3 separate regions of the Homo sapiens genome follow, and regions 1 and 2 are each linked to region 3. A link is a contact called in ENCODE Hi-C or POLR2A ChIA-PET data. All regions are on one chromosome and are shown on one strand. The core of a region is the stretch at or near the end of the contact, and the rest is flanking DNA. Distances in the headings are between cores, read along the strand shown. Region 1 overlaps EXTL1 (exostosin like glycosyltransferase 1). Region 2 holds the start of SYF2 (SYF2 pre-mRNA splicing factor). Region 3 holds the start of MAN1C1 (mannosidase alpha class 1C member 1).

Region 1 (2,700 bases), core at 47-2,546, 420 kb after region 3:
TCCTGATGCTTTATGAATGTGGATGTTATGAGTTGGGGAACATCCCAGACCTTCCAGAAGCTGCCTGAAGTGCTCCGGTCTTAGGGCAGAGACTGAATTCTGTAAGACCTCTTTAGAGGGGTTCCTTAAACATGTTTAAATCAAATATGCATAACGTGGAACCTCTTATAGATTACTCAGGAGCTCTGCAGGGAATTCTCAGTAGAGTGAAGAATTACCTAATGTCTGCGAGATGAGGCTGGCCTGTCTGAGGGCCGTGTGAAGTGAGCTCACCCGGAGCGGTATCAGCCTGGTTCATCCACAACTGTTCTTTGGGCTTCCATGTTTGATGGCTTTGAAACCAGCTGATCCAAACCCATCTAATTCTGGCTCTGAGTTCAGCGCTCAGAGCCCAAGGATGGGGGGCCCAAGGAGCTGTGAGGGAGAGGGCAGGGAACACACCACTAACTGCAGATAAGCCACGGGGCACAGCACAATGGAGAGCTGTTCACGCCAGGGATGGGAGCTCTCTGAGGCAGCCAGGGCTCAGAGGCTTGGGGATGGGGGTCAAAGGGAGAGGTGAGGTCAGGAGGGAGGAGAATGGGGCCTGGGGATGGATTTGGCTGCAGCCTCTCCCTGTCTTTTCCTCTTGCCCAGGTATTACCACACTCTCTTCACCCACTCCCTGCCCAAGGCTCTGAGGACCCTGGCAGATGAGGCACCCACCTGTGTGGACGTCCTGATGAATTTCATAGTAGCAGCAGTCACCAAGCTGCCCCCTATCAAGGTGCCCTATGGCAAGCAGCGCCAGGAGGCTGCTCCACTGGTGAGGGCTGAGGGGGATTGGTCGGAACTGGCAGGGATTGGGCGGGGATGCCGGAGAGGATTCCCTCTCACTGTCTAATTCCAGTCTTTCTTGCTGCACGGGCGTGGGGAGTTCGGAAGGGCAGAGAAGCCCGTTAATGCATTGCTTCTTTCCCTCTTAGGCGCCTGGGGGCCCGGGGCCCAGGCCAAAGCCGCCTGCCCCAGCCCCCGACTGCATCAACCAGATAGCGGCAGCGTTCGGCCACATGCCCTTGCTGTCCTCTCGTCTGCGTCTGGACCCGGTGCTGTTTAAGGACCCGGTGTCCGTGCAGCGCAAGAAGTACCGCAGCCTGGAGAAGCCCTAGGGGGGCGACCCGCGGAGACCCCAGCAGAGGTCGCAGCCCAGCTCCCAGGGGGCCCGGCGCCTGCCGGCGGGCTCCGCTCTTGGGACACCGGAGAACCTATCATGTCAGCCAGCGGGCCCACACGTCGGACCCCGGTTGGCCAATCACAACAGGGGGGCGTGGCCTTACCTTCTCCTGCTCGCCCTCAGCCGCGGAGCCTCTGCGGAGGCTGAGCCCCGCGACCGGAGCGCCGCTCTCCGCTTCTCCACCCAGCTAACTTCTGCTCGTCTTTCAGAGCATTGTCTCCTCCAGGGACTTGCCTGGCCCTCCTCCCCCTCCGCCCCCAATGGGTTCGGTCTCCTTTGCGCTTTCGCAGTCCAGTGTTTGCCGCGGTTCCCGCACGGTCAGGCCCCAGGACTGGCTTGCGAGCCCCGGGGGGCGGGTCGTGTCGTGTCCTTTTCTCTCTGGCTAGGCAGGTGTGCCGCAAATATTTGACGAATAGATGGATGGCAGACATTAACTGCGTGCCTGGCCCTATGAGGGCGGCGGCGGGACAGGGTGAGCGGAGAGACAGAACTGTCCCCGCCCCACCCCGCCACCCATTCCTAGGGTTCCTAGTCCCGGGAAGGCAACTACCCAAAGACGCCTGGGTTGTCAGGCTCAATCCTTGAGCCTCAACCAAGGAGCAGAGGGGTGCGGGTAAACGAGGAGTGGGGCGAGGAAAGCGGGATGGGAACAAGTGGCCTGTCCCCGCACGGCCCGCGGCTCAGCCTCGGCCGTCTGCCCTGCACTACCAAGGCCGACCACTAGAGGTCAGCGTCGCGCCGCACTCTTCACCCGCATGTCCAGAGGGCGGCCGGGATGTGGAGGGTGAGCGCTGTGGGCAGCTCGGGGGCTGAAAGCTGGGAAGAGAAATCTGAAGAACAGCCCCATCTCTTTCGCCTGCACACTTGGAACTCAGCAAGAAGGGACTGTTTCTAGGTGGGCTGGGCGCGAGCAGGGACTGTCCCGAGCGGTATAGGTGAGAATGGAGTTGGGGGGGGACACTAGGTCCTCCGGGGTTCACCCACCTGGAGCTGGAATTATCACTTCCGAAATAAAGCGCGTGTCCTTGCCCCCTCACGCTCCAGGCTATAAATACCCTTACAGCAGCTGCTCGAGGGAGGGGCTCAGGGCTCAGGGCTCGCCTGGGAGCGCGTGCGACTCCAGAGGGTGAGGGTGGTGGGTCCAGCCCAGGTCCAGGGTGTCAGGTGTTTTCCTGCTTTGATGGCCTGGCAGCTCTGGAAACTCCCGTGACTGTCTCACTGGCAGGAACATACTGTCCCCTTAGGCCTCTCCAAGGCCTTCCACCCCCACCCCCCAGCTTGACCTCGGCGGGCCCCTGGATGACTCAGGTCCTCCCTAGAGCCAGTCACAGCTGAGTGGCAGAGTGGGTTACCCTTGGGAGGCGTGGTGCTGTGAGATGCTTGAGGTACAGGGCGGACTGGAAATTAAAGAGGTGGGGGAGAGGCAGTCCGGCCCGGAGTCAAGAACTGAGGGTGGGTGGGAAAGCATACAGCTGGGGCCCAGGCAG
Region 2 (2,700 bases), core at 38-2,537, 380 kb before region 3:
TCTTGTAATTTGAAAAGTCTTCTTTGTTTTGTCTCACTACAACAGTCAGAGTGATTTTGGGATTTTGTGAAACCATGGCCTAGCTGTCAGGTCACTCCATGGTGAAACAGGGGCTGCTTTTCTCTTTCTCTGCTCCAACTGCAGCAAGCTATTTGCTGGACTCTTATCCCTAATACAAATTCTCTTTCTTTGAATTTGTTCCCTTTGCTTGGATATCTCTTTCTCTAACTCCTTTAGTTGTCTGGCTTTCAAACAGTAGTTTAGGTGTCACCTACTACATGAGGCACCCCCTGGAGACCCACAAACTGCATTCCTCTCTCCTCCTCTGCACCTCCAGGGCACTTAAACATCAGATTCCCTATCAACTGGCTGAACTACCACACTGTAGACTTTCAAAAGTTTGCCATTTTTTTTATTTTCTTTTTATTCTTTTCCCCCAGAAGTCCCAAAAACAGATGATTATTTTCTTTTCACTCAAACAGATTCTGACAGAAGATTATTATTTTTTAAAGTGAACCAGGTCTCTTACTGACACTAGACAAGTTTCTTCCTGTCTCTAGCTCTACATATTTCCCTAGGTAAAATGAAGAATTTGTTGGAATCACGGAGCAGGGAGGTTGTTAGTAATGGAGACTCCCAAACCTAACCCAGATACATTAAATTGGATGTGGGTGGGAGAGGGGCTGGAGTGAACAGTTATATTTTCAAATGTTCTCAGAATGATCCCAATGTGCTGCCAGGGTTGAGTACCACCGAACAGAGCTTTCCTCTCAGATGATCCTGCTCTGTTGGTCTGTCAGACGCAGTGGTGTGGCTTCCTCGTCCCCTCTACAAAAGCGCACAGGCTTGGCCAGATGACGGATCTAAGCCGGCCTCCAAGACTACTCACCCGCATCAGGTGCAGCTCCCGGAATTTGCGCAGTCTCTGTTCGCGCTTCTGAGCGGCCAGCTCCGCCGCCGCAGCGAGGGACCCCTCCTCCGCGCTGTCCACCAGCACCTGCGACAAGGAGAACTGGCTTCAGGCAGAGCCGGCTCAGCTTCTCCCAGGACTGCCCAGGCCGAGTCCCCGCCGGTCCCCACAGGCTGGGCCTAGGGCCTCCACCGCCGACTTGACCCCACAGTGTCTGAGCCTCCCTGAAGCGAAACTAGACTTCGCCTCCACCTCTCTCCAGGCCGCTCCCCGGAACCCTCACCAACAAAACCCCCGGTGTACGGTGGGTGGAACTCACCTCGGATGCAGCTATAGCCGCCATCACAACCTTTCTCTCTTCCCACTTCCGGCAACAAGATAGAGCACTTCCGTCAACCTTCAGACAAACGGGCCGATACGTACGAATGGGCTACCATAAGCCCCGCCCCTTCCGGGAGGTCTCCGGAAGTTGGGACCCTTTTAGCTATGAAATATTTTGGATTGCGTAGGGTCTTGCGCAGCCGCGAAAAGTAGCGTGGGCCAGGACAGCGGGAGGTAAGTCGCCAAGAAAAGGGTTGGGAAGAGCTCAGAATCGGACGGCTAGGAAGAAATGACCAAAAGGAGCCTGATAGCCCCCTATTCTGCACGCTGTTCCTGGAAACCGCCTTTGCAAAGACAGTGAGAGAAATCTAACATGGCTCACTCCATCTTGCTTCTAGCCTCGCAGGCCGGCTGTCTTCGCTCATTCCTGGGCATAAACCAAGCTAACCATGGGAGAATTTATAGTTTAACTTTTAAGCAAGGATGATCATAGTCCCTTCCTTAAACAGGGCCCCTCCTTGTTTGGGGGCTGAAACTGCCTTTATAAAACTAATGAAAGACCGGGAGGTTAGGATTATGAGGGGAGAATTCTGCTAAAATGTAGTAAACGATAACCAGCCATTGTTTCGGAGGACATCGGATGTGTAACTTCCCCAATTATTCCTGTAGATAACGTTATCGTAGCACCTAAGATTGGTCTTTTGAGGCATTTTTCAGACTTTCGCATTCTGGCAACTAACTGACCCCACCCAGACTCGTGACCCATGACCCAACCGCTTCTTCTGTCCCACTCCTCCCCCAAGAGGCGGACTCAGCTGTTGAGGAGTGTAGTCCACACCCCTGTGATTGCATCTCCAACCAATCAGCAGCATCCATTCCCTAGTGCCCTGCCCACACCAAACTATGAAATACCCTAACCTCTGAGCTGACCCTTCAGGAAAACTTACTTGAGTGGTAACCCTTCTTCCCTGAGGCCAGCCTCAGGTTAATACAACTGTATACTGCAGTAGCACTTTTCAGTGAATTGGTTTTGTCTGCAGTAAGCAGGAAAAACCTGCAGTGCCATTCATTCCCATGAGTGGAAAGTTCTTTCCATTTAGAGCTTAAGGTGTTGTCACTTTCTCCAAGAAGCAGGTCTTGCCCTTGGCCTGGTGTGGTGGTTCATGGCTGCAATCCCAGCACATTGCGGGGCGGAGGCGGGAGGATTGCTTGAGCCCAGGAGTTCAAGACCAGCCTGGACAACAAAGTAAGAATCAGTCTCTAAATTAAAAAATAAAAGTAATTTTTTTTTGTTTTTTTGTTTTGAGACAGAGTCTTGCACTATCACCCAGGCTGGAGTGCAGTGGCACCGATCTCGGCTTACTGCAACGTCCGGCTCCCGGGTTCAGACGATTCTCCTGCCTCAGCTTCCCGAGTAGCTGGGATTACGGGTGCCTGCCACCATGCCCAGCTAATTTTTGTATTTTTAG
Region 3 (2,700 bases), core at 55-2,554:
TCGTCAACACTGCATTTCATTTTAAATTGCAGCTGAAAGTAGATATTTTCCCTCTTGCCTATTACAAACCTCTTAATTTGTCTCTCCCTCTGCTGTTATTTGTCTCTATAAAGTGTTTTGCATGAAAGACCCACACAGCACAATGTTGCTTCACCCTGGGTTAGGTTTAACAGGAAGGGAAGATGCAGAGACTAAGTCCAAGGAGGAAGATGTGAGGGCCTTGGGGTTGAGGACACGCGTGTCTGGGAGTTGATGCCTGGCTGTTTTTGGAGGTTATCTGTTGCCTGAGTGTCTGTGGGTATGCGGGTGCACATGTCCATGTTTGTACTAATTTACATATATGTCTATGCATACTGTGGTATAATCACTTGGGTGTCCATACCCAAATTAAGTGTATGTTTGAGTGCATGTACACACCCACATGCCAGTCTCTGTGTGCATATAGATCTATGCCCAGACGCACACATGTGCATATAAACACACGTAGGCATCAAGGTAGACGTCCGTCACATTATGTGTGTGGTCTTCTGTAGACACGCCCGGGGCTCTCTTCCTTTCGCTGCTTCTCAAGGCTGCGGTCAGCCTCCCTCCGTGCTCCACCCAGGAGCCCTGGCCCCGTTTAGGGTTGTGGGAAAAGGAAGGCACGCCAGTGGTCTGCGAGGGGGCCAGTGGAAACATCACCTCCGCCGACCCGGCCGCGGTCACAGCTCTCTGGCTTGGCTCCAGCCACCAGCAGCACCCCTGCAGCCCGGCGTTAGCGCTGAGAAGCCCGGGGCAGCCGCCAGGGCGCGGGCTGCCAGCTCCCTGACAACCCCGGGCTGGCACTCGGGGGCGAGAGAGGTCACCCAGCGACGGGCACACCCCTCCAGAGCAACACCGTCTCCGGCCCGCTTCCGGGGGCCACCAACCCGAGCCTCGCGGGCGGGCTGGGGGGTGGTCTCTGTCGCTTGGGGTCCAGCGAAGGCTGGGCAGTAACCAATGGACGACTGTGGCCCAACGGGGATCCCTCGGATGCAGCCAATGCCCTCGTTGCGCTCTCCGCCCCCGCCCTCGCCTGCCCCGCGCCGCTGGACCATTGGCGCCCGCTGGATGGGGGGTGCGCGCGACGCCTGCCCTTCGGGGAGGGCGGGGCTTGGAGCGGGCTGCGCTCCCGCCCGCGCTCGGCCTCTGCCCCGCCCCCGGACGCGCGGCCCTCAGCCGGCTGCGGCGCGGCGGCGGCGGGAGGGGGCGCGGGGCGCGCGCGTGGGCGTGGCCGGCGGGCGTGGCCGGCGGGCGGCAGGAGGCGGGGCGGCGGGCGCTGTCGCAGTGAAAGCCCGAGCGGCGGCGGCGGCGGGGACGGCGGTGGAGGCGGCCGGGTGGCTGTGCGCGCGTGTGGGGCGCAGGCTCGGCGGCAGCGGCCGGTCTGGAGCGGCCGCTGCGAGGAAGACAGCTGCAGCGGGGGAGGCGCGGCCAGGGCTGCGCGCTCCGCGGAGCCGGCGGGGCCGGGAACAGGTGATCCCAGTGGGAGCCCCGCGCCCTGCCGAGTTCGAGGGGCGGGAGCCCGCGCTCCCGGGCGCATCTGCAGCCGCCCAGCCGCGGCTCCGGACCCAGGCATCCCTGCGCTGTCTGGGGCCCGGGGGAAGCCCCCTGCCCCCGCAGGCTCGGAAGTGCCTGCTCCTGCTCCCTGGCCACTCCGGCTCCCAGCTCCCGGCGCCCTCTCCGCGGCGGAGAAAGTTGTGGACGTGTCCCGATAGTCGAGCCCGGGCGCTGTCGCGACCGGGCCGGGTGTGCGCGCGCTCGGGGCGGCGCTGACACGCCAGCCCCCCATCGCCTCGGTCCCCTCCGGAAACTGCTTCTGAAGCTGAAACTTTGGGCGCCTACCAGCGCGGGCGGGAGCCTAGGGGGCGGAGGGCGGCTTGGTGCGGGCCTGCGGGCGCCCCTCGGCGCGGACAGCCGGGACGCCGCGGACGGCATGTGACGGTCCCGGCGGCCGCAGCGCGGGAAGGCGCGGGCCCCGGCGCGGCGGGGAGGGCTCGGCCGGAGGGGAGGCTGCGGCGCGCGGCCGGTCGCTGCGGGCCCGGGCCCCAAGCCGTGCCGCTCCGCTCGCCCGGGCCCCGCCGAGGCCGCTGCGCCCCCGCCTCCTCGCGGGAGGACTCGCTCCAAACTCCCTGAACTTCGGGGACAGTCCCCCGAAGCGGCGAAACTCTCAGGGTTGGCAACCCTGCCCAGGGACCCCCATCCCGGGCGGCGCTCCGGACGCCCTCCCCTCACCGCGCCCCCGCAGACACGTGCCTGGACTCCGAGGGCTTCTGGAGCCACCGGCCGGGCCACGATGCTCATGAGGAAAGTGCCCGGCTTCGTCCCGGCCTCCCCGTGGGGGCTGCGGCTGCCGCAGAAGTTCCTCTTCCTCCTCTTCCTCTCGGGCCTGGTCACCCTGTGCTTCGGGGCCCTCTTCCTGCTGCCCCACTCCTCTCGCCTCAAGCGCCTCTTCCTGGCCCCCCGGACCCAGCAGCCTGGTCTGGAAGTGGTGGCTGAAATCGCCGGCCATGCCCCGGCCCGCGAGCAGGAGCCGCCTCCCAACCCGGCCCCCGCCGCGCCGGCCCCGGGCGAGGATGACCCCAGCAGCTGGGCCAGTCCCCGCCGCAGGAAAGGGGGGCTGCGGCGCACCCGCCCCACTGGACCCCGCGAGGAGGCCACGGCGGCCCGGGGCAATAGCATCCC

What was found. A loop is a pair of places that touch in the nucleus more often than their neighbours do. ChIA-PET counts read pairs that join two places held with the same protein, here RNA polymerase II (POLR2A). Pooled maps may share reads with other maps.
Region 1: a loop to region 3 is called in a pooled map, with 3 times the contacts of the local background. The contact joins the enhancer-like site here to the promoter of MAN1C1 in region 3. A Hi-C loop is called at or near these places in 6 of 50 pooled maps.
Region 2: a loop to region 3 is called in a pooled map, with 6 times the contacts of the local background. The contact joins the promoter of SYF2 here to the promoter of MAN1C1 in region 3. A Hi-C loop is called at or near these places in 2 of 168 maps with a recorded cell type or tissue (B cell and ascending aorta), 8 of 37 single-sample maps with no recorded cell type and 12 of 50 pooled maps. POLR2A ChIA-PET finds 5 or more read pairs at or near these places in 6 of 52 experiments (CD4-positive, alpha-beta T cell, GM12878, HEK293T and 3 more).

Annotation. Positions count from the first base shown.
Region 1 is chr1:26,034,200-26,036,899 of GRCh38, forward strand. EXTL1 (exostosin like glycosyltransferase 1) reads left to right here. Exons shown (of 11, transcript NM_004455.3): 10 at 637-805; 11 at 966-2,265. The coding sequence ends at 1,148. Among named protein-coding and RNA genes, the nearest start is that of SLC30A2, 11 kb to the right of the region's middle. RefSeq lists enhancers at 186-916, 1,415-1,484, 1,495-1,584, 1,595-1,734, 2,015-2,114 and silencers at 975-1,274, 1,219-1,382. Within about 2 kb of position 1,297, at least 29 of the 41 ENCODE cell types and tissues checked have a DNase peak (open chromatin) inside an H3K27ac peak, as active enhancers do.
Region 2 is chr1:25,231,215-25,233,914 of GRCh38, forward strand. SYF2 (SYF2 pre-mRNA splicing factor) reads right to left here and starts at 1,288. Exons shown (of 7, transcript NM_015484.5): 1 at 1,230-1,288; 2 at 890-997. The coding sequence starts at 1,253. LOC124903881 (a long non-coding RNA gene) reads left to right here and starts at 1,375. Exons shown (of 2, transcript XR_007065555.1): 1 at 1,375-1,465. RefSeq lists enhancers at 1,106-1,255, 1,398-2,311, 1,496-1,745.
Region 3 is chr1:25,615,487-25,618,186 of GRCh38, forward strand. MAN1C1 (mannosidase alpha class 1C member 1) reads left to right here and starts at 1,305. Exons shown (of 12, transcript NM_020379.4): 1 at 1,305-2,700. The coding sequence starts at 2,312. RefSeq lists an enhancer at 571-740 and silencers at 931-1,220, 1,241-1,530.